Linked DNA regions of Mus musculus: all the other regions are linked to region 1. The links are chromatin loops, found by intact Hi-C in ENCODE. Cell type or tissue: heart. All regions are shown on one strand. Region 1 holds the start of Acvr2a (activin receptor IIA). Region 2 holds the start of Gm25338 (a small nuclear RNA gene). Region 3 holds the start of Gm39809 (a long non-coding RNA gene). Region 4 holds the start of Epc2 (enhancer of polycomb homolog 2). Region 5 holds the start of Orc4 (origin recognition complex, subunit 4).

Region 1 (5,000 bases):
CCTTAAACAATATAGGCTATTGCTGTTGCTCTCGCTAGATGGAAAGACCCTATGGTTGAAGACACAACATAGTTTGGTTATAGGACATAGATAAATCAAGCTGGAACTGATCTGTAAACTATCTCACAGCTGTTTTTCATAGTGCTAGAAGGTGCTATGCAGGCTACTTGGGGCCAAAAGTCATCAATAATATTACCCAACAGTGAACCCTGAATGTTGCGTTACTAACCTCCTAGGCAAGATGTATATTGCAATAGTGGCATACACATTAGGAAGATGACTAGCCACTTTCTGATTGGATCTGAGGTTGTTTCCATAGGAATAAATTCAGCATTTCTCAACCTATGGGTCGTGACCCCTTTGGGGTTGGAACAACCCTTTCACAGGCTTTGCCTAAGACCATTGGAAAACACAGATATTTACATCACAATGCATAACAGTAGCAAAATTACACTTACGAAGTAGCACCAAAAGTAATTTTATGGTTGAGAGTCACCACTACAAGAGGAAATGTACTAAAGGGTCGCAGCATTAGGAAGGCTGAGAACCACTGAATTGATGCCTAGAACTGCAAACTGTCAAAAGCCCATGGCCAGGGAAGGACACAAGCTGTCGTGGGAGAACCTACTACTGTTGTTTTGTTAGGCAGAAGTGTTGCCAATCTGCCTTCTAAATATTTGGTTATACCCATATATTAGTGCTGTTGTCAACCCTGGCCAGGAACATTTCCCTTTGCAGTGAGCAGCAGTCAAGGCAGAGACGTGTAATTAGTCAAAGTGCTAAGGAGTAAATGACTGTTGGGTGCTCAGCCCTAAATAGGATGTCTAGATCAATCCCATAAAGCTCACAGAACACCGTGGAATGGGGGATGGGAGAAAAGTTCCAGCCATGGGGTGCTGTGAATGAAATACTATCTTCTGGACATGGCATGGAAGTTGAAGCAGCTACAGTAACCCTGGCAAGGTCAAGCCAGGCAGGAGTTCCCATCTTGACGGGAAGAGCCTCTCGAGGCCTTAGCTGAGGAGCCACTGGCAATTGAAGTTTGCTGGGAAGAGGACTTTCTGCAGGGATGTGACTACTGGTAGACTGCCCACGCTTATACAAGCACCACTACCTGGACTCAGTCAGACTATATAAAGGCATTTATTAAGGGGCCCTAGGAGTACTGGGAGGGGAGCATTAGGGGTGGCTATGACTGAATTACATAGCATTTGTAGAAATTTGTCAAACATAAGTAATATGGAGGAAAAAGGGCAGCCTTAATAATTTCAGCTATTTCTATCTTCAGTGTGAGCTTTGGAACTGTAGTGGGGATTAATAACACTATCTTTTAAAGCCACTATTTCTGGATTTTTTTTTTTTTAAAGTACATTCTGGGCTCTGGGTGGAGCTCATTTGCTTGCTAAGTATGCATGGGGTTCTAGGTTGGATCCCCAGGACCACATAAATACAACTCAGTAGTGCATGTCAGTAATTGCAGCAATTACAAAGTAGAGGCAGGAGGATCAGAAGTTCAAGGTCATCTTAGGCTCTCTAGGGAGTTCGAAGCTACCTTGAGCTCCACAAGAGCCCATCCCGGTGCCTCCCAGAAGCACATTTAAGAACAGAATGCATAGCTGTTATGACTGGTTGTCACTAATTTCTCCCAGGGGTTTACTTTAACTCTTTGTTAGCAAAGAATGCTCTTATTCAGAATTATTCTTGAAGTTCTTCTTCATTACTTTAGAAAATAATTTTACGTTCACTCATATGTCAGACTAGGAGGTGAGAGGAAACTAATATGCAACTCTTGTTGCTTCACTTGCTCTGTTTTTAGCGATGAAGAAACATCGAGACGATGTAGTGACAAGACAACAGTAGGGCCTGATCCATCCCTGGGAGAAAGGAGGGTAGATGGTTCTAAAGTAAACACACTCTTCCATTTTAAGACTGTTAGTGGCAACTCTTCGTTTCTGTCCAGCCTAAACTGTTTGCAGAACTACATTCGATTTACTGAGGCATCCTGAAGACCAGTTTGGGATTTTGTTGCATAATACCATCAATTCTGAGCAGGGCTTGAGAACTGGAAATCTTGGAGAGAGTTTAAAGAGCCACAATGATTATTAACCCTGACAAGTAGTAGAAATAGGCAGATAATTATAGGATGTACTTAATAGACAGAAATATAGAGCAGTTTATAGGAAGAGAAAAAGAAAACAAATACAAGTGAGTTTGTGGAAAAATGTGGGGATCAGTGTACACTAAAACATTAATTACCCATCCCACAGTTGCTTCCTTTTTTTCTTGAAAATGTCTCCAAACACAGAGGTTACTACTGTATTAAGAAAAAAGGGCAAACTTCTAGGTATTTACCTATCTACTGAGGAAGCATTCCTGTCAAAACCTTCAGAATGCTGGAATAAAGTGGAAAACAAGATCTCCCCCTTTATTATACCAAATTGTGCTAAATGGCAGACGAACTGACTCTAGCAATCATCCTTTGCACGCTATAGCCAACTTCGAATATCCCAAATAGCCGAGCTTCTGGAGGTAGGGCTCACATTTTTACATTCTGTATGTTTCGGTGCTTAACTGAACACCCGATCAACAGTTCAACATGGCTTACGGGGTAAAAACAGGTCTTACAAGAGGCTAAGAATTGATAACACCACCGTCTCTGACGGTCCAATACACTGAAATCTGCGATTTTCACTTCAAGCCTAATACAGACTTTCACGCCAACTAGGAGCAAACCTGTTTGCAACACAATGCTTTGTGTATACAAGGTGTGGTGGATAGGATCCGAACCTCACATCGAGCTATCTGGCGAGGGTGTCCTGACCTGGCGGACAGCCCTTCCTGCCTTTATTTTTTAGCCCAAAGACAAACGTGGGGAGGCCTCGGCGGCGGGGGCGCGGCCGGCTCGCGAGCACCGAGCTCGCTCGGGCAGCAGCGGGTGCGGCTCCCGCCCACTCGGAGCAAGTCGGCGCGGCCTCGGCGTCCCCCAGAGGAAAGGCTGGGCGCCGCAGTCGGCCTTAGCATCGCCCATCCCGCTCGGGCGCCGCGGCTCTCGCGCCCGGGCGGGCACCGCACTGGGCACACCGGGCGTCTCGGGGCCGCGGCGGGCACCCGCAGGGCCCGCCGTCCCGTCTGCTCGGTCTCGGTTCCCGCAGCCTCGCGAGCGCGCTCCGGATCCGGCCCCGCCCCTCCGGCTCGCCCCGCCTCCCGGACAATCTCCTCGCGCTCGCCGCCCGGCACGCGCGCTGCGCCCGGCCGCCGCTCCCGCCGCCGCCGCCACCGCCGCCGCGGAGCGTTTCTCCGCCGCGCCTGGCTTCCAGCTTCAGGACGGAACCGGAAGTGTAGGGGGCGGGGCCGGCGGAGGCCAGGAGACCGAAAACGCGGCCGAGCCGGGAGCCGGGAGCCGGAGCCACAGCCTGGACCAGAACTTGGCCGCCGCCTGCGCCACCGTCTCTCCCGTCGCCGTCTCCCGCGGCCGCCTCGCACCGCCACCGCCGCGAGCTCGGCTACTGTGGTCCGCGGACTTTGGGTGTCCGGGTTGAAGGTCGGTCCGGACGTCGGAGCAGCTCGGCTCCCGGACCGTCCGGGCGGCTGCGGGCGCCGCCGCCGCCGCCTCGTCGCCTCAGCCAGGCGTTTTGTTCGCTGAGACGCGAGAGGCGAGCGGAGCTGACAGTGATTTTGACAGTGATTCCAACCCGCTTTTGTTGTTGTTGGCTTTTCGTTGTTTGGTTTGGTGTGTTGTGCGTGTATGTGGCGGTTTTTCCCCCGTGGTACATTTTTTTAAATTGTTGTGCCTTTTTTTTAAATCCTTTTTTTTTCAACCCTGTGAACGTTTTTTGCTTCCCCCTCCCCCCCGCCTCGGGGCTTCCGAATATGTTTTATGACGGTTGATTTTACACCAGGAGGTTTGTCTCCGAGGAAGACCCAGGGAACTGGATATCTAGCGAGAACTTCCTACGGCTTCTCCGGCGCCTCGGGAAAATGGGAGCTGCTGCAAAGTTGGCGTTCGCCGTCTTTCTTATCTCTTGCTCTTCAGGTAGGTGGAGGAGCCGGCGCGGCGGGGCTGTGGCCGGGTGCCGGGTGCCGTCTGCTGGGCAGTTCTCGGGCCGAGGCTTTTCCCGCGCCTAAACCCGCAGCCCCGATCATCTCGAAATCTCCATGAATTCCACTTGTTTTGGGTTGGTGTGGCGAACTGATAGGTTGAGTGCTGTGTTGTTGTGCAAGTGAGAAAGTCATGGTTTGTGGCCATAACACTCGATGACAGCGCTGGTTGGGTTGCTGTTCAAGCCGCAAATACCACAAGTGAAAATTTATGTAAAGGTTTGAGACCCAGAAGGAGGTATTCCAAAATGTCATTTAGCCTAAGCTGTTCCAAAACAAGGACCGGTTTTGGTCGTCATCTAATTAGTGCTTCACCGGTGAATATCGAGACATAGATCAAGTGAGCTGGTGTTTAATTTTGACTGTGAGAAACAATGCATCCTATCAGCGATTTAATCTAGGTCTCCTCTCACGTCTTCTCCAACTACATTGTCCAGTAGTGTTAAAAATAGTTTTAGTTGCCGGAGTATTAACCCTAACCCAGTGCAGAAGAGGTATGCTGCTGTGTGTTGGTGGTGTGTGCTGGCTTTCACCCACCATTTGGGTGCTCTTTTCAGGCGTAGATTCTGCTTACCTACGGAATACTTATTTTAAACGCTTTGCACCGACACGTTGTTTTCAGTTAAGAACAGGCCATGTGAAATTGTGTTCATGTTAAATATGCTGTTCTTGTGAGATGTATTTCTTTTTCTTTTCTTTTCTTTTAACTCAAGGTTAGGAGAATACTCTGGCCATTTTATATCTGAAAAATTTGATTATGTGAAGATGTTGTATGGTTGCAACCAGTGGTTGGAAAAACTAGGCTTTTGTATTGAAATTCTGGAAATGCATACATACATCTAGCTGAAAGGTGTGCAAATGCACTTAACCGGAGAGTTAGTTGGAGGGATGAAAGAGTTTAA
Region 2 (5,000 bases), 430 kb before region 1:
AACAACCACATCACAGATGAAGTATGTGAGAAGCAGGAGGAAGGACCTTTCACCTGTGACCACACTACTGGTATAAAACATGATTTTTCTGATACACTGTGCCTTTTATGATACCAAGAGGAAAGTTTTCATGTCCACCACACCCCAACCCCCCAAAGTAAACATCTGCCCTGATTCTGAGACCTGATGCCTTTGCTCTTCAGATAGTCTCACAAGAAAACTGGCAGCAGTCATCAGTGTAATATTTTAAATGTCATAAAAATTTTAAGGTTTCTCTTCGGAGAAGAAACACCAAGGTTGCATGAATTAAAATATGTATTTAATTATGAAAATTATTCATAATTAATATTAGATCGCAGAAGGTAGCAAAGTAGCAAGGATTTGCAGAAAGGCTTGTTACCACCACCTTTGCCCACCCTCCCACCCCCTACCGCTCAGTCACAGCATGGCAAATAGCTATTCGGAAATGAAAACTCTCATAAATATATATATACCACCCTGAGTACCCCACCATTTCAATAACACTAATTGCCCTTTTTTCCTTGCTGCTCCTAGCCATATTTCTTGGAAAACAACAGCTGTGTTTATTCAAATAGCAGCATACTGATGACTTGATGACAGGGTAATCTGCTGGAATTCCAAGTGTGACGGTCCCAGAGACAACTTCTCGGCACACCAGAAAAGTATCCTTTGCACAGTACAAAGCTTCAGAAAGGAATCCCCACTTGGTTAGCACGTGGGATTGGGTGTTCCTTGTTTCAGTTTCTTCCAGTGGGTATCATATTTTCTAGTTCTTTCAGAATTCTCTTCCCATGCACCATTGTCAAAAAGGAAATCTGCAACATGAACATTTTCGCTCCAATAGCTTCTGATTAAACAAAGTCTTGGATCACAATGAAAACAGCCGCAAGATTTAGTTCAAAATCAAAGCAGTAAACTCCACTTGTTATTTTCTGTGAATCAATGGGCACTGGAGGGGATAATAATAGAGTAAGAAGTCATTTACTGGAAAAACAAAATGAAGCAAAACAAATGAACAAACAACAACAACAAAAAAAAACTAAATGCCCATGGGAATGTAATTAATTAGCAAAGATTAAGTTCTCACAGCAGCAAGGGTTAAATTCTCACAAGGCCTTAGTCATCTTCCCTGATGACCTGCAACATGTAACTGCCAAGGCTAACAACTATAAAGCATGCTTAGAAATAAACTAAGTTCCAAATACTCTGGTAAACATTTAAAAGAAATGAAGCAGCTGGCCTCTTTTTAGTAAAGATAACCTGTAGAACTTGGGACGTTCTAGATTTTTCCTCAGATGGTATCTATTAAGAGCTGAATTCTTTGCTGCAGGAGGAATTACATCAACTTAAAGTACAGTCTTCTTAGACTGATGATTTTATTTAACGAGGCAATAACAGAAGTACATCTGGCACAAAGTGTTTTTGGTGTCCTCTTGTGTGCTTTAATGTACATAAGCTCTTTCAATGAAGAGATCTTTTATTTCTTTTAGATAGAAATTTTGAAGCACACACATTACCTTTGGTCCAAGGCCACCAGATAAGGGAAAGAATTAGGCTTCCTCCAAACCTCTGACTCTGTGACCCATGTTTTTCAGCAAGATGCTATGCCACTCCTAAATAAATAATGTATATGTGGAGGAAAAAGTGTCCATCAAGTACCGAGAACACAAACAATCACAGGAAGTAATAACCACTTATGCTTAAAGAGGATTTACATAAGAGTCCCAGGTAAGGCGGGGAGGACAAATAGGCACCGGACTTGAGGGGTCTGAGTGCAAACGTTGTTCTGACGTTCAGATACACCTCAATCATAAGAGATTCGAAATTAACTGAGGAAGCTGATCTCCAACCAGGAACTTGGAACTCTTTCAAAAACACTATTCTCTGTGTTTCCTGGAGAGAAAAACAGGAAACGGGCTTCTAAAAAAGTCTGTTCAGGTTGAGTTGGACTTTCAAAAGACTTCCTTGCCAAATGAGTTTCTAAATGAATTTATGGAAATTGTTCTTTTAGATACATTTGCATTTTGCTTGGTTTCGTTCGGTTTTTAATACCAGACTAGACTCGTGTTTAGCAAATTCCGGTAAGAGACCAAACCCAGCCCCGTGAGGGAGGGGGGGAGGCGGGGGGAAGGGGTTACTATTTGGAACAAAGTGAAAGAAGAGCCTAATTCTGCAGACAATGAAGTCATACTTTGTTTTCTTCTCTCCTTTGAGAATATTCTTAATATCACTGAAACGGTTCTGTGTAGATTTTATCTGCCGCAGATTTAAACTAGAAGCCTCTATCCACCCAGCAGCTGACTCAGACCGATGCAGACAACCACAGCAAAACACTGGATGGAGTTTGGGAACACTTATGGAAGAACAGGAGGAAGAATAAAGGTTCCAATGGGCATAGGAACTCCACAGGAAGACCAACAGAGTCAACTAACCTGGACCCTTGGAGTTCTCAGAGACTGAATCACCGACCAAAGAACACATATGTAACAGATATGCAGCTTGGTCCTCGTGTGAGTCCTGAACAACTGGAATGAGGGCTGTCCCAAAAGCTGTTGTCTGTACATGGGATGCTTTCTTCTAGCTGGGCTGCCTCAGGAGGAGAGGCTGTGCCTAGCCTCACAGAGACTTGATGCATCAAGGAGGTGGAATACCAGGGGAGCCCCACCCTTCAAAGAATGGGAGGTCAGCAGAGGGGAAGGATTTGAGGAGGGGGTGACTGCGATGGAGATAGTGAATGGGATATAAAAAATAGTAATATAAATAAGAAAATTATAACAAAAAAGTAGAAGCCTCAAAAAGGAATAGCAATTTCAATACAAAATGGCAATTAGTTGTCATGCATGAGACTGTCTCCTAAATTTTTATGAAAATTCCTAAGAAGTTAGGAAAATAATATCATTTTCTTCTCTTTTCTTACACATAGGTGCACAAACTACATAAACCACTGTGTCTTTGCATGCTCTTATTATGTGTGTTTCTACATAAATCTGTGCTTACTACATATTTATATGTGTGTAGAAATACATGTCCATGAATACTGTTGTTCTCTCTTTCTCTCTCCCCAAGTATATGTGTGTGTGTATGCATGTGTGTGCATGTGTGTGTGTATATGTGTGTGTATGTGTGTTAACCAGCTTTCCATAAAAACTCTACCAAAAGAAAAAAATCTCTGATAAATCACTTTGTAAAGAAAACAGTTTATTGTAGCTCAGAGTTTTGGAAGTTTTCATCTATTATGAGTTGGCTCAGTTGCTCTTGGCAACATAGTACACCTCAGTTGGAAACATCTTGAAGATCAAGGCTCTTTACCTTATGGTGACTAGGAAGAGGAAAGAGAAAAATACAAATGCCCCACAACCCATAACAAGAGAACACCTCCAATTATGTAAACCCTCCCAATAGACCATACTTCTTAAAGGTTTCTACCACCTTGCAATGGCACCAAAGTGGTGACCAGGTTTTTAACATGTAGGTTTTAGGATCTAGTCCAGGTTCAAACTATACCAATATGTGTAAAATAATATAGTCAGTACAAGTATAATCAAAAAGCACAAATCAGACTCAGAATCATAGGAATTCCTCAAGAAATTCAGGAAGTACATAAAAACAGCACTAAAGAAAACATTTCAAGTTTGAAAAAAAATTTACAAATCTATGTATTTCTTCAATAGTTCAACTATGTACCAGAAAATATAAAGTCAATATATATATATATATATATGTGTGTGTGTGTGTGTGTATATATATATATATATATCTCACTATAAAAATACTTGTGAAATAACTCTTACAAACAAAGTATATTACAAGCATTTAGAAGTATCTGTATGTGTTTCATATGCAGAAGACACTCAAAGGAACAAAGGGGAATTACTTCCAGACTTGTGTAGACTGGACAGTGAAATGGGCGGGAAGCTCTCTGGGCTTCCTTCTCTATCAGGATCTTGTGAACCATTGCACAATTACAAAAACATCTGAAGACAGGCTCAGCCAACATTGCGCTATAGGTAGGGCAGGGAACTCTTCTGCTGTGGTCTTAAGTTTGTTTGTTTGTTTGTTTGTTTGTTTTATGAGTGGATTGGGGAACCTTCAATCATTTTGTCTTCTCTTGATCTATAACCTTTTCTGTGGTTTGATGATGACCCCTACTGTTCTTCCCACCTGATATGACCTGTGGCTTTTCATGCTTGCTAACTTTAGCTTTTTTACAGCCCAATTGAAATATCTGTCACTAGAAGGCCATTTTTACTTAGAAGTAAATTCTTTTTGGTGCTTTTTTAAAAAAAGCATCCAGGTAATTTTTTCTTAGTTTTTAAAGTTGGGGTCTCAGTATGGCATCCTAGGCTCATATGCGACTTTCCATCTAAACTATACTGGTGTTGGACTATAGAAACCCGCCTGCCTCTGTCCTAAGTGCTGGAATTAAAAGTGTGTACTACCACAGAGGCTAAAAATCAGTGGTTTGCTGCCACAAAGCAGGTTGCAATGCCTTAACTATGTGCAGCCTGTTAGACCCAAGGGCACTGCCTTTCAAGAGGAATATGAACCTTCGTTCCTCTCATACAACACATTAAAAAAAAAATCAGCCAGCTAATTTCATCCGAAAATCACTTCAACACACTAAAGAACAAGCAATTCTATATGCTAGATAGCTGAGAAATATACTAAGAAAAAATACATACAAATTCAGCTTCAGGGAAGATGGAATAGAAAGTTCCCTATTTCTTATTAATAAATTTTAACAACCCTGTACATTATATGCCAGGCATGTATGAAAACAGTCCACAATTTAGAAAGCAGAAGACAGACTGAGCCGTGCTTAGCATGACAGTGAGTTTCCTGTGCTTTATGCTTCATACACCGCAGACTCAGACCTAAGGAAACTGACAACTGCAAAGGTAAAGTCATAAGACCAAAAAAAAAAAAATCTCAAAGTTTGCAATAGACAGAAGCCTATAAATCTAAGAATCCATCAAAGC
Region 3 (5,000 bases), 270 kb before region 1:
GTGGTCTTAGGAATGCCCGGCAGCCAGGTTAAGTGTCCTTCTAATGCATTCATCACCATTATGATGCTAAGACAATACATCTAAATAGACTATGTTCTCTGTGTGTGTGTAAATGATGAAGACTGACTGGCCTGCTCTATAGCTCATGCTCCCCATCTGATTCTTGTTTCTCAGGGCACACTGTTTCCCGTGGATAGAGATGAACATTTTAAGCTAACATTATTTTCCTCTTCTCCTCAAATATAAAACTTAGATTCATCTTCAAAGTTCTACAAAATAGACCAGCATAATTTTTAAAATGGAAAAACACACAGAGACGCAAAGGAAGTTATGAAATTCTAATTCCATCCATAGCAATTTCACCAAACAAGTCTTTCTTATTGGCATATAACTGTAGCTCATATCTTCTGTTTTTATAGATGTAAGTTCATAATCACTACACAGTCTAAGGTCAATTTCTCTTTTTTAAGGTTCCTTTAGAAACACGCACAAACACCCAAAAGGAACTAAAATAATCTCACTATATGTATATATGTATGTATGTATGTGTGTGTATATATATGTATATATATATATATATATATCTTTCAGATTATAATTTACATGACTTAAAACCCACTTATTAAAATTGAAAAATACTATAGTATTAATACATTAATGGTGCACATCACACTTTACAACTATCTGATTCCAGATTTTTTTCTACCTCAAAAAGAAACTCAATATACACTAATATACTCTTCTCTTTCCTTGGCTCAGCCTCTACCATATAATAGTTTATTTACTCTTTGTTTCTCTGTACTTTATCTTAAAGATTTCATAGGAATGGAATAGTATACCAAGTTGCTACTTGTGTATGTGTGCATGTGTGTGATCATTCATGTCATAACATATATCAGTAACTTTATTATTTATAAGGTTGAATATACTCTCTTATATGGGTATGTTCTCATTATTTATCCATCCATTAGTTAGGTGGGTGAATAACTTGATTTTTGTTTATTATTTTGTTAGTATGTGATATCTGCATGGTATTCTTTGGAGTAAGAAATAGGCCATCGAATGAGATTGTACCATATTACTAATTTAAATCTCCAATGATAAGCTCTCTGACAATAAATATCCCTAACAACAAACTATCAGTCTTACCTGTGTTCAGTTAGTGTAGACAGCTGGAATGGCCCCTTTCTAATAGGTTCTAAAGAGGACTAGAGTGCAGATACAGGACAGGGAAAAGGGGTGAGTGTGAGGTACAAAGAGGCAACTTTCTAAAACTGCAATACAGGAGGGCATATTCAGGAAATCTGCCAGTAAAAATGTCTGTTACCATTCAAATAAAATGGTTAGCCTGACCAAGGGCAGATGTAGGTCCCAGACTGCTGAGATGGGCTCCTATCTTTTTCAGACCTGAAGCAGCCTGTGGCAGTACTCTTCTGGCCCTAAAAGGCTGAATATAAATCATGCTTGTTGGCAATTTCTGCTGACGTGCTGCCTGACACATGGCTTAAAAGCCTTTCTCAGAGCTGAGAATAAATTCCAAGACAGCAATGACAGCTATAACAATGATGCCACATGTTAAAGCATTTAAAAGCCCTCAACAGGAGTAGTCATTCAACACAGCATCCTTTACTCAGACCGCTCCTGCACATTGCAAGACAATAGAGAGTGGGCTGTGCTAGGCTGCAGGAGAAAGGGAGAAGAAAGATCGTTCGCACCATCCTTCAGAGTGAAGTTGCTAAACATTATTCAGATGAAGTGGCCCCTGTTCCACCCTCACCTCTTCTAGCCCGAAGGGATCAAGTTCTTCCAAGGCATTTCAGTTGTGAGCAGATGTCTACCGTGCGAGAAGCAAAGGAGACAAAGGGGACAGAGCAGTGCTTGAAAGAGCATAATAAACACAAATTACGCTGCTGCCAATAGACCGTGCAGCTTTCATTTGCAATCTGGCTTATTCCACGTGATTTGCTTCTAAAGGACTTAGTCTCGTTCTGGGATTGGTGTTGGGAGGAGGTTAGACAGATACGGAGTCCTTGGGGTCAACTCCGGGGACTGTCCAATGGGGAACATGTGCTCCAAATGTATTTCTGAGGCTCAATAATTCTGCTTAAAAGTAAAGCCACAAAGAGAAAGGGTTAGCCCGTCTCATAAAAAGGGATAAAAAAATAAATAAATAAAAATGCTATCCTTTCCACAGTCTGCTTTTGCAAGAATCTGCCAAAGACTAATTTTTATTGTTCCATAGTAAATGCTACATGTATATGTATATATACATGTGTGGCTCAGAAAATACTGCTTTCTGAAGGGAACATGCTTAAAGTTCACAAGAATGACTCGGCAACAAGGAGCAAACCAAGGGACTTTCTTGAGTCCAAAGAAAATAAGAAATTCCCTGGCATTTTGCTGGCTCACAGATATTCTGCAAAATGTCCTGGGATAGAGACCATCTGGACAAAGATATCCCCACAAAATATGAACTAGAAAACAGGAAAAAATACACCCCCACTCAGATCCAAGCCAAGAAGCCACATGATTGACGGTGGTAACTTCATGCAATGCTAAGTGGAAAAGGAGCTAGGCTCTAGGCACAAGGGAGTACTTAGGGGACTGGGGCAATGGCCAGCAGAGTGTCACGAGGGCAGAAAGAACAGTGTCCTGTTGCCCATGAAACTATAGGAGACTGGCCAAAGATGAGGACAGGAAATTGAGAAAGTTCCATTTTTATAACTACTTCCATGTTCTCCAAGAACCCCGAAGCTGCCTAAAATAAAAGAGTATTTCCTGGCTGACTTTGGGTAATTGAATGGCAATTTCCTTCCTGGAGTCCACTAGAGTTGGAAAGCGTATAAGGGTAAAAGGAGCTGGAAGGTTTCATCTGCTAAATCAGATGGATTGTCCAGTTATCACCCCTGTTAAAGGAGCATGGAGAGTAGGCGCAAACAAGTGCTGTTTTCACCCATGTTAGGGAACGACAACGTGTGTGTGTGTGTGTGTATGTGTGTATGTGTGTGTGTGTGTGTGTGTGTGTGTGTTATCAGTTACTCTAACACTTTAAAGGTTTTACTGGACTAGATCTCAAGTGTATAGATTTATTTTAAAGACTTTCATTAGAGTCACTGGTGGTCTACAAGAATAGACAAATATGCATGTCGTGTTATCTTTGATGCTTTCAAACTTGGGAGTCAGCCTTTTCATTCTTTGCATGGAAAGGTTACTGGTGATTTTATTTAAACTGAAACCTAAAATACTGTTTCCTGAGCAGAGTATATAATCCCCACCCCCCACAAAAATCTCCATCAGCTGCTTACCAACAGTCAGTCTCTGAGGTAAGGAACCAGTGTCTAATGTCACTCACCAGCTGGTCCTGTCCCATTTTAGAGGTCCACTTTCCAGAAAAACCATTTACAACTTGTAGCCCACAGTTCTACCCTAGTGCAAGAGAATGTGGTCCAAAGTACCATCCCTAGGCAGAGGTCAAGTACAAATGAAATTGACTGCTGCCTGTCAAAGAGAATAATGACTCAAAGACACACTGGGAATCACTACTCCAGACCACAAGACAATCTTCAGCTATTATCAGAGCTTTAAAAACAAAAACAAAAAACAAAATCAATCCAGATGGCCAGGCAAGCAACTTTGCGGTCCTGGTTGCTAAGCACCACTTTCTAGTCTAGAGCTATTGCTGCACTATCCAGCCCTCATTGTTTCTTAATTTCTCTACAACGGTGTATGTGAATGTGTGTGCATGTGTGAGAAAGAGAGGGTGGAGGCATCTAGATATGAGATAAAAGATACAGATACTTTTAAGATTAATGTGTTTAGAAAATGAAAGACAGAATAGGAAAGATCCATAGTACTCCAGCCTTCTCATCTCTTTTTCTTCCTCTTTCTTATTTCTCCTCCTCACTCACCTCCGCTCTCTCTCTCTTCTTTCCTCCTTTCATTTTTGTCAATAGAGTCATTTCCCTACACAAATATTTTTAAAAGCCCATTGGATTAGTGATACAACCAAGTAATTGAGCAGGGCGTAGATGAGACTCAGAATTAGTCTTCAACATCACAGAACCATAAATGAAGAAGATGAAGAAAGGGAGGAATGAGGGAAACAAGAAAGAAGAAGGGGAAGGAGGAGGAAGAGGAAAATTAAAAATTTGGCACAAAAAGATAGAAGTGGAACCCCTCCAGCAAGGCACTCCCCTCCTTATTCACTAAGTACAGTTTTCCTTCCTTAGCCACAGGGATCATTCCATTGTGTCCTCAGGATGCACAGAAAGTCTCAAGGTATTAGTATAATACTGAAGACCCAGCTATATCATTCTTGGGAATATACCCAAGAGATGCTCCACCATGTCACGGGGGCACATGTTTCACTATGTTCATAGCAGCCTTATTTGTGATAGTCAGAAGCTGGAAACAACCCAGATGTCCCATGACAGAAGAATAAATACAGAAAATGTGGTTCATTTACACAATGGAATACTACTCAGCTATTAAGAACGAGGACATCCTGACTTTTGTAGGCAAATGGATGGAACTAGAAAATAACATCCTGAGTGAGGTAACTCAGACTCAAAAGGACATATATATTGATTTCTACAGCTGCCCAGTCATAAAGTTCTAGCTACATCCAGAGGTTCTAATACAAACTGTGAGATGGCTCAGCTAATAAAGGCAAGACCAAAGACCTGAGTTCAATATCAGGTCCCACATGGTAAAAGGAGAGAACCAACTCCTGCAAGTTGTTCTCTGAGCACCACATTTACACTTTAGTGGACATGTGAACATACACTAAATAGATAAGTCAATGTAATAAAAAGATTAATTTCTTTTAATTTCTAACCTTTTCTTTGGAAAGAATACCTTGAATGAGTTAATAAAAGGTAGCAAACTGTCTTAGAGTTTGTATTCCTGCACAAAACATCATGTTCAGGAAGCAAGCTGGGGAGAAAAGGGTTTATTCAGCTTACACTTCCACACTGCTGTTCATCACCAAAGGAAGTCAA
Region 4 (5,000 bases), 640 kb after region 1:
CTCTGTAATCACTGCCAACAAGGCAAGAAGAAAAGTGAACATTGGAGGATAAAATTGATTCTCATTTAAAGCAAAGACCAACAGCAAACCAACTATGATGCAAAAGCCATTCTCTTGGTTGAGTTTTACATTAGAAAAAAAAAGTTTCTTTGAGATGTTCTTATTGTTTCTAAAGTTCTGATGGCAAGGATTGCTGGGTAGGCCAAAGAAAAGAAAAATTAGCATCAATGGCTAGGCCTGATGGCAGGCCAGGAAGGCACTCAAACTCCAACCTGGAGTAGAATGTCACAGCAGCACTGAAATTCTTTGTGTAGCTGATATGACTTCATAGCTATCAGCAAACATACTAGATGCCTGCTTTCTGTGAGGTAGGGCTAGCCATTCTCACTAATTAACTCTGGGGGCTTTCATTAATTAACTTTGGGTCAGAAACTTTTGAACATTGGATGGCCAATAAACCAAAGAGCTTGGATACTAAAGTGTGCAGCTAGGAGAACAAGTGTTTTGGAGTTAGGATAGATCCAGAGTTAATCCAGGTCTGCTGTTCCCTGGTATTGGAACTTGACAAATTATAGGTCTGAGTCTGTTTCCTTTTTAGCAAAAATCACAGCATTTCTCCCTATGTAGAAGTATATAGCTATAAGAATTGAGTGGATTTCAACTACTTGGGACTATACCCCCCCCCCCACACACACAATGTCCACACTTCTTTTTCTGAGTGTAACATTAGGCAGAGAGACTGGAAAGAAGCTACCGTCTCTGAGCCTGAGAAGGGGTGAGAATCCAGATAAAAGGCCCCAATGACTCATTTTTTCAAACACTGTTCCCCCTGATTTTCAGACTAGTACTCAATAATGACCCCCCCAGCCCCCCTTCTGAGAACTTCTTGTTCTTCCTTACAAAGGATTGGAACTACGCCAGAGGGTAACACTCACAACAGCACAGGCTCACAACCATGTGAAAGGTGTTGCTTACAAGAATTGAGCCACAGTCTGTTTGCATTGTTACCAGTAACAAGTGGACATAAAACAAAGCCACTGAATAACATCCCAAAGTGTCCCCGGACAGACTGGTTAGATTATTTTGTGTTACCAGGAAGTCAATATTCACCATTCAGCTTTCAAAGGAAAAGCTGGAGACAAGGGGGAGGGGGGGAGAGGGAGGGAAAAAAAAGCAGGGAGAGAAGAAAATAGAGAAAAATAATGGGTGGCAATGAAGAGAGATAGATGGTTTTGCTATATTAAGACATGACAAAGAAACCCGTTTTTATTGTTGGACTTTAGCAAACCATCTACCCTTTTATGAGCTAGGTAGGGTATTTTTCAATGATTAGAAAATGGTAAAACTGTTGCACAGTGAGGCAATTTGCTTAGAAACATGTACTGCTTAAAGACTAAGAAACTGCAACAAAGGTTTGTATCAATAGTGACTAGTATTTAATTGAGTCAATTTGATTCCTTTTTGCAGAGCTTTTGCAAACCACTTCTGGCCAAAACTATGTCTAATTTCTTTGACCTGTCACAGCAACTGACTATAGATGTCATGTGGTAATTAACTTTCCATCACTCTTTTGTGTGGTCTGTATCATTTTCTTCAAGAATTTACTTTTTTTTTTTTTTTTTTTTTGGCCCATCATCTTTGCAGCTGCCCTTTCAAGTAGTTACGACTCTTGTTACTAATTATCCAGCAGTTTAGTTGTAACACAGTAACACGCAAACTAATTGGAGTCCGGAACTTTATTAAACTCTTTTTGAGTCGTCACTGTAACCAGTGTTTTCACATACTTTGGTTAGAGATTTCAAGAAATGCCAACCATCAAACTAAGAAAGTTTGGATGACAGGTGCAAGTCCGCTTGTTGCCGCGTCCAGCAACTATTTCAAGTAGCAGTCTCCAACTACTGACCCTCCTGTCTACCCGAGCATCCTCTCGGCGGTGCCTAACTCTGGAGAGCTCCTCTGGACAGGGACTGCCCAAGTTCTCAGGGCGCGAGACGCAGCAGGGCTGTGCCTCTCGGCGTGGGCAGACGCAGCGGACTTGTCGGACCTCCCCGGGGATGCGCAAACCCGAGGCGCGAAACCAGCCAGCAGGCGCCGGGGCGAGCAGAGCTGTCCAAGTGCAGACTCGAGGGGCGGCCGGTGGCCCGGGGGCGGAGGCCTCCTGTCCCCCCGAGGCGAGCGGTCCTAGGCACTGAGCCTTCCCGAGGGAGCCCCGCGCGGAGCGAGTCGGCGGCGGAGGCACCGAGGCGCCCGCTCCGGAGCCGGGGACCGAGCGCACCTGGCACCTGCCGCCCCGCCTGCGTGCCGAGCGTCCCGCCGAGGAGGGCCACCGGGACTCGGCTCGCTCTCGCCGGCTGGGCTGGCCGCGCCTCGCCGCGGAGAGAGTGGGTGGGCAGGCAGGGGAGGGAAAGGAAGGAGGGAGGGAGGGAGGGAGGGAGAGGGCGACGCGCGTCCCCGAGGCGGGGGCGCGCTCTCGCGCGGGCTGCCGGGATCGCTCGCCGCCGCTGTGGTAATGTCCGCCATGTTGGCCATGGCGCAGGGAGCGGATCGGGCGGGCGAGCGGCGGATCTAGAGTGTGGAAGCGGCCGCGGGCGGCGGGGGGCTGTTCTGGGGCGGGGTGGGCGCCCATGCTGGGGCCGGGGGCACTGCGGAGGAGGAGGAGGAGCGGGCCGGCCGCGCTGCACTGAGGAAGGAGGTGGAGGAGGCGGCGGGAGTGCTCCCCCCCCCTCCCCGCCCGCCCCGCCGCCGCCGCCCGGGCTGTTCCTGTAAGGCGGGGAGACAATGAGTAAACTCTCCTTCCGAGCGCGGGCGCTGGACGCCGCCAAACCGCTGCCCATCTACCGCGGCAAGGACATGCCTGATCTCAACGACTGCGTCTCCATCAACCGGGCCGTGCCCCAGATGCCCACCGGGATGGAGAAGGAGGAGGAATCGGTAGGGACTCGAGTGTTTATTACCCCCCCCTTCCCTCCTCCCCCCTCCCCTTTGTCAGCCGGGCCTCGCCATTCACAGAGCGCTTCTACGCTCGCTGGAGGGCGCCGCTGCCGCTGCGCGCTCCGGACCCTACGCCGGCGGAGTAGCGTAAACCCGTCGGCCGGCGCAGCGCCCGCCCGCGGCCGCCATGTTGTTGCGTCCCAGTGTTGTGATTAGCTCTCGGCGCCGCTTACGCTGCCGTAAGGGGGCCCTGCCGTAAGCAGCGGCCGGGAATGGCGCAGGGATGCGCCGGCCCGCACTTGGCGTACAGCCTCTGTTTACCTCGTAGACATCTCGCCGGGAGCGGGGTTAATGGGTCGAGAAAGGGTCCTTGGGCTAAGGCGCTATTTTCGTTGCGTTTTAAAATTTGTGCGTGCACGAAATTGCCTTTGAAACAAACGATCTCGGGAAAGTAGAGCTCTTTCAAAACATGCATCTTCCTGCTAGTGGGGTGATGGGTGATGGTTTGCGCTGCCCGCTAGAGGTGCCGCGGGAGTAGGCGATGCATCCCTGCGGCCGGGCAGCGACCCCCGGTCCGGACTCTGCGTTAGCGAGTCCTCTGATCTGCACGCCGGCTTCGCCTGCCGGGCTGGCCCCTCCTCGGTTGTGCGGAATTAGGACGGAGCCCGAATGCTTGAAACTGGCCTCCAGGCCCGCGCTTCCCGTGCAGCGAGCGTCCGGGGAAGTTGCATGCGGGATGGCTGTTTACAACTTGAGGGCTCAGAGCGTCCGCATTGACAGTTGCGTTTTTGACCAGATGTTAAAATTTGGACAAAATGCTGTTTCCTTCTTCCCGGGGGTTAAGTTATACCCAAGACTGAATTTCCTCCGATTTGACAGTGTTTACGACTCTGGAGTGTTGTTACTTGTGTGCGGAGTTCATAGTAACTGCACCCTGAAGAATTTCTTCAATGAACCTTCAGTCCCGCCTTATTGTCAACCACGGGTGTGTGTGGATTGGCTCCCTAGCTTCTGTTACTGTCAAAAGAAAGCTGGAGGTTTCTGTGATTGGCTTTCTCTTTTGACTATTAATATTGCAGGAAATGCCTTTAAGCATTTGATTGGCTGCTCGAATTCTGACCTCACTGTGTTGGTGCTTTGACTTAATCACATTTCTTTTTGGTGTTTGATTACCTGATTTAACATTTTCAGTAGAATATTAAATAAGACCTCTTTTTAAACCTTCAGGAAATTAAAACTCAGCTTTTATGCCTAAGATTCAGATAGTACCGAATCGTGTTTGAGAAGTTTGCTTATGAGGTTATTGACTTGATTTTGAGCTACCTTCTGGCAGTCTCCGATAGATGATCTAGAAACTGCGTTTGGTAGCGTGGTACTGTCTTTGCTGATCACGTCTTTCTCTTAGCCATTTCCTTCGGACGTGTGTTTTTACGTCGTTTTACTTCCTTATGTTTGCTATCTTTTGCCTAAGGTCTGCCAGTTGAAAAATCAGATGATCATTTAATCAATCTGTCATTTCTTCTTGAATGTTGTATAGTGGTAGTTACTGTTTATACTATCTCCTGTTTAGATCTAAGATACTGTACTAAGAATTTTAAATAAATGTGATATAAATTTTTTAAAATTACTTTTGTGAGTTATAAGTATAGGCCTTTTTTGATACTCAGGATATTTTTGTTTTGTCTTGTTTTGTTTTTTTTTTTTTTTTTTTTTTGGTTTTTCGAGACAGGGTTTCTCTGTGTAGCCCTGGCTGCCCTGGAGCTCACTTTGTAGACCAGGCTGGCCTCGAACTCAGAAATCCGCCTGCCTCTGCCTCCCGAGTGCTGGGATTAAAGGCGTGCACCACCACGCCCGGCTGTTTTGTTTTTTAAAACATAGCTACACCTGAAATACTATTTTTTTTGTCCTGTGTTAATTAACTATTATAACTATGGGCAGATTTCTGTGAGAGATCTTCATTCAAGCACATGAATCATGATTTAGCATTCACACATGCATATAATATACATACATACATGAACCTACATATATCCATGGTCAGTGTTTTTTAAGACAAGAACCCTGCTTTG
Region 5 (5,000 bases), 140 kb after region 1:
TGAAAAAACAATAAAAAAAAAAAAAAAAGAAAAAAAAAGAAAAGAATGTAATATTACAAGAACAGATTATCTATCTGCCGCAATGCTACAAATCCTTATGGAAAACAGCAAAATAGAAAAAGAAACTATACAAAAGACTTTAAAAGGATGATTTAAAAGACAATTTCTGAATGAATAAATCCAAACAGCCAAGTTTCTGAAAACAGTCAATATCACCAGTACAGAACTTTACTCAACACAGAGCAAATTATAAAACTACCCTCATTAGATTGACAAAATTAAAAGCTAGTTGTTGGTGAGAAGGTACAAGTAAGGCTCGCTCACACCTGAGGCCGGGGGATGAGACAGCATGCCAGTCTAAATGTTTGGTGAAACTGAAGACAGCCACATACAACTCATAAAAATACATAGCTATATTCACATAAAATTATGTAGTATTCAGATCATTATTATGTAGCTATGTAGATCATTTAGTAGTAAAGAAATGAATACAAGTCAAAGTCCATTAAGACTAATGGTGGCTTAGTTATAAAAACAGTGCCTTTACCTTAGAAACTCTTACACCACAACAAAAAAATATATAAATTACAGCAAAATGTATTAACAGGGTCAAATCTCAGCCAGGTAAATAAAGGGTCCGACTTAATAGGGTGTGTGAACTACCTACCTACAAGCAGATAAAAAGAGGCCAATTGAGAATTTGTTTAGAAGCGCTGACATACATTTTTACTAAAAGAAAAGCAGTGAATCACAAGAATCAAGATAATAGTAAGGTGGCACCAGAGGAAGAGAGGCCTGGAAGCAATTAGTGGGCCTGTTCCTGCCAGCTGCTACCCATGTTTTGGTTCTTGATTCATAGTGGTTACAGGTTATGTATGCTACAGTCGTTCTCTACATCTGTGTTTTGTGCAGTTTCCCACACACTTAGGCCATTACACAAAACAGGATTTAAAAGTTTTACCTAGGTCATAATAGTTTTCTATAAGAAGATTGAGACTTGGTTTTCTAATAAAAATTTTAGGGCACTGGAGTTTTGTTTTGAACCCATCTGACATAATTACCTCCCTAGGACGAAGGAAAAAAAAAAAAAAGCACCGTGCAATGGATACATTAAATAGCGTACTGTATAGACTTGCACCAAGAACAATTCGGGAAAATGTGTAACTTTTAACAGACTGAATCCTACTGAGCAGAACTAAAATAGTTAAGACTAAGTAAGAGTAAGTGCGAAGATCTCCGATTTTGAATTTTTTTTAATGTAACTTGGATTATTAAAGACGAGGTAATAGTCCTCCGATGTATCTTGACAAAAACCAGCTAAAAGACTAACGAAGAAAGTTAAAATGAAAAAGAAGCCGTTATTTCACTATAAAAAAAAGAAACACCCAGACAAAAAGCTTTCTCTTTAGCTCCACAAGAAAAGAATATTTCAAGGCTTTTCTTTTTTAGTGACAAAACTCTGTATGAAAGACCAAACAATCCCAAGCATCCTCAAACGGGCAGTCTTTTGTGTTTGCAGCATTAAGGCAGAGAGCATGCAGGGAGCCCTCACTCAGACCTTTCCTGCCCGTTCCTTGCCTACATGCCTACAGCTTCTCCAAAATCCCAAAGAAAACAGAAAAGTCAGGAAGGCAGGATGTGTATGAGCAAGGCTACCGCAGAAGCTGATCAAAAGGCACACATCTGGTTAGGTTTTTCCAAATATGTCGCACGCTCTAAAGCAGGTAGTGCTTCTCTCTCTGCAGAGAACCTGACCTCTCAACACTGCCCAATCATGTTCCTCACCCAAAAGCCTTCTGTAGCCCGTCTCTGCTGAGCTCTGTGCCCGCTTCGTCCACAGCAGCTCCCGGAAGCCGAGAGCCAGGGGCAGGCCTCCTGCTTTAGGCCTACCCGGCCTGCACGAGCCTCCCACTCCCCTCAGATTGTCCACCCGCCCGTAGCCACTGCGGCCCTCACCTTGCCTACGAGACCGGCCTTACCTCTCCCAGTCAAGCCTGCCTAAATCGGGCAAAGCCGGCCGCCGCCGACGGTGAGGACCGAAGGATGTTCACCACCTTCTCAGTCCCGCTGCTCCTACTGCAGCCCACCGCGCACAGCAACTCCCAGCATGCACGGCGACCGGCCGGCTTTGGCGGCCCCGCCCCCGCTCCGCCCCACCACGTGACCTGCTTTCAGGTCGGTCCCCGCCTACTTCCGTCCCTCCGCTCTCCCAGAGGAGGGAGGAGGCAGCTGGGGCTGCTCTAGAGTAGCAACTTCCTCCCTCTTCCCGCCCCCGCCCGGCTACCCCCTGCTTACAATGGCTTCCGGGTCGCCAGCGCCTTGGAGCCTTCTGGGAAAACCATCTCATTTCCTCCCCTCCCCCTCCTCCTTGCCTTCCACCAACCAGCCTCCCGTCAGAACGGGACATGCGCAGTGAGTGCCTCCCGTCTCGTCTCCCCGAGCCCCCCCTCCCCCCCAAGCAGAGAGACCCCAGCAGCAGCAGCAGCTGATGATGAAGAGAGAGGCAGTGGCAGAGGGGGGGCACCTTTTATTTCTATTTTTAAAGGGACAGGACACTAATTTTACCCCACTTCAACCTTGAATTGAGGGGGGTGGGGGGAAGGCGGCCGAGTTCCTCCCCCACCCTCCAGCTCTGAGCCCCGAGTGGGGGAATTGAGCCTGAGAGAGGAGAGGAGTTTCTTCTTCTTAGAAAAACCCCCATCCACGACTCCTACCCGCTCAGCCCTCCACACGCCTGCTTCCAGAGCCCCCTCCACCCTCCTTCTCTGTGGCCGGGAGAGAAGGAGAGAAAGAGACCAAAAGCCTCTTAGCAACACAGACCCTTGGCTGCTGCTGCTGCTACTGCTGCTGCTGCTGCTGCTGTTGCTGTTGCTGCTGCTTGGCCCTGGCTGAAGACATCTCCCTACACCGGGAGCAGCCACTTCCCCAGCTCTCCTCCTCCTCCTTCGCCTCCTCCTCCTCCACTCCCCCCCTTTATTACCCTTTGTGTCATCCTCCACAGCTCCAGGGAAGGCACTCAAAAGTGGGGGGCAGGAAAGGTAAGTGTGTCTGTGGGGGCTCCATTGCCTTCCTCTGGCTCTGACTTTCACTCCGGGGCAGCAGTAGCACCAAACCTCATACGCAGTGGAGCTCCGGGGTGAGGAGGGGGTGGTGCTGGGGGGGGGGGGAGTGAAGGAGGGGCGGGAGTGAGGAGGGGTGTGTGAGGTGGGGTGTCCACCCTGTCAGGGAAGGAAGGACACTTTTATTTTTATTTGCTGTTGTCAAAAGTGCTTTCTCCAGCTAACATCTGATTGTGTCTTGCTTCACTGGGGGAGAATACAAAAACAACCCCCTCCTTCCTCCAATGAGGCGCCAGGGAAAGAGACAGAAAAGAGGCATACTTTCTGGATGTCACTTAAAAAATTACGTTTGGAGAGATTTTTTTTTCCTCTTTCCTCAGGAAAAGCTGCCTGCATTTGTTTCTGAGTGGGAAAATGTCGGGATCTGAATTGTGTTGGAACTGCTTTAACCAGTTGTAGACCTGAGTGTTTCTCTCTCTTTGCTTGTCTGTGGCTTGGATATTGACTTTAGTGTTGAAAGACTTGACTGGTTTTACGTTAGGTGTTTAGCTTCTCCATTTTTCATTTTGTCTGAATGGCATAGCGAATTTCAAATTTTACTTCATAAGGCCTTTGGTTGGATTTTACACTTGTCTCTCTCTCTCTCTCTTTTTTTTTTTTTGTAAAAAATATTTGCTTCATGTTTGACTATATATTTAAAGCTTAAAATGCTTAAAGTTTAAATGCCATTGGTATTCTCTTTTCCCACATACCTTTCTGGTATTCATTTTCCACAACATGGAAATATTAGATATTTCATAACTAACTTTTCCCCCTCTAATCGTTGTAACTTGTCTGAACAAGTAATCCCCATTGAAAACTTTATGTTGTTCTTGCTGCATAGAAGGCCAGATATCCCCATCAATATTTTGCTGGATTGGTATCACTTCAGTTTTAACTGAATTATTTATTTACTGTTGTAAACCGAGAAGAGGTTTTCATCTCAATTTTTGTTGTGAACAAATTGTTCACATATGTAACAAAATTAATTTCCAAAATAAACTTTAATGAGTTAAAAAATCATGAAGTTGTAGTTTGTTATAGTTGGCAACAATCGAAAGGTAAATCTAGATTTAGATTTATAGAGTAGCAGTCTTGATTAAAAATAACTATTCTGTATTCCTATATGATATATTCTTATGGCTTTCATTTTATAGTGCTATATTTTCTTTATATTTATATATTATACCTATATTTCAAAATAGAGCCAAATTTTATTCCAGCAGTACTAAAAATATATTTCTGTTGTAGGCCTCATGGTTACAGCTTACATTAGGAGGTAATATTTTGTTTCATTTATCCATTTCTTTAGCCTTCTTTGAAAATGGATACACACATTCATATTCTATCTGTATGCTTCTCTTTCACTTTATAAAAACCGCATTGGTTTTTTTTATTCCATAATTTATGTCAGCAATAGAAAAACAGTCATTCAATCAGCAAAAAGGATTGAAGAAATAAATCTATAAAGACATTTGGCATGTGATCTTTGACGTAGTAGTACACTGTGATGATCCTTTTTTTTTGTTTCATATTTTTTGCTTGATTGTAAAGCCAAAACATGATATATGCATATTTTAGTAACCTAAAAGTACTTCATATGTAGAACTTGTCTAGTAAAATTTTAATTACCAACCATATATAAAAGTAGACATTTACACAGAGAGTGGGGAATTATAGCAGTAATCAATATGGTCCTAATTCTTTGATTTCTGTTATGAATTTGAACACTTTTTTTCACCTTTCTCTGAAATGTGATTGCTTCACTTAAGCAGAAATCAGTGCTAATCCCAAGTTGTTTCTCCCATAGTAATACTATTACTGGTCCACCTCAGATTTCCTGTCTTCTTAAAAACTAGTAACCGTAATGTAACGGATAAAATTATAAGTATGCAGCTTGTA

What was found. A loop is a pair of places that touch in the nucleus more often than their neighbours do. Peaks named below come from ENCODE experiments on the same cell type or tissue, not always from the same donor. Only the 100,000 strongest peaks of a DNase experiment are listed, where the experiment ranks them.
Region 2: it touches region 1 in a loop (2.8-fold over the local background); 5 of 42 quality-filtered maps call a loop at or near these places.
Region 3: a loop joins it to region 1, with 4 times the contacts of the local background. A loop is called at or near these places in 3 of 42 quality-filtered maps.
Region 4: a loop joins it to region 1, with 2.9 times the contacts of the local background. A loop is called at or near these places in 2 of 42 quality-filtered maps.
Region 5: a loop joins it to region 1, with 2.7 times the contacts of the local background. A loop is called at or near these places in 2 of 42 quality-filtered maps.

The regions. Positions count from the first base shown.
Region 1 is chr2:48,810,794-48,815,793 of GRCm38, forward strand. Acvr2a (activin receptor IIA) reads left to right here and starts at 3,316. Exons shown (of 11, transcript NM_007396.4): 1 at 3,316-4,033. The coding sequence starts at 3,979. In heart, a CTCF peak has its summit at 2,992; DNase peaks (open chromatin) are centred at 3,298 and 3,978; H3K4me3 peaks cover 2,759 bases; H3K27ac peaks cover 2,074 bases.
Region 2 is chr2:48,379,749-48,384,748 of GRCm38, forward strand. The region is part of intron 1 of Gm13481 (predicted gene 13481); the gene reads right to left. It overlaps Gm25338 (a small nuclear RNA gene), which reads right to left and starts at 4,590; the gene lies at 4,471-4,590. In heart, no CTCF peak of the experiment used is centred here; no DNase peak of the experiment used is centred here.
Region 3 is chr2:48,537,294-48,542,293 of GRCm38, forward strand. Gm39809 (a long non-coding RNA gene) reads right to left here and starts at 1,854. Exons shown (of 4, transcript XR_866192.1): 1 at 1,778-1,854. In heart, no CTCF peak of the experiment used is centred here; DNase peaks (open chromatin) are centred at 1,628 and 2,618.
Region 4 is chr2:49,449,028-49,454,027 of GRCm38, forward strand. Epc2 (enhancer of polycomb homolog 2) reads left to right here and starts at 2,459. Exons shown (of 14, transcript NM_172663.4): 1 at 2,459-2,931. The coding sequence starts at 2,779. In heart, CTCF peaks have their summits at 2,086 and 3,073; DNase peaks (open chromatin) are centred at 2,094, 2,424, 2,974 and 3,924; H3K4me3 peaks cover 2,848 bases; H3K27ac peaks cover 1,923 bases.
Region 5 is chr2:48,947,138-48,952,137 of GRCm38, forward strand. Orc4 (origin recognition complex, subunit 4) reads right to left here and starts at 2,130. Exons shown (of 14, transcript NM_011958.4): 1 at 1,980-2,130. It overlaps Mbd5 (methyl-CpG binding domain protein 5), which reads left to right and starts at 2,371. Exons shown (of 17, transcript NM_029924.2): 1 at 2,371-2,412. In heart, no CTCF peak of the experiment used is centred here; DNase peaks (open chromatin) are centred at 2,334 and 3,064; H3K4me3 peaks cover 3,440 bases; H3K27ac peaks cover 2,227 bases.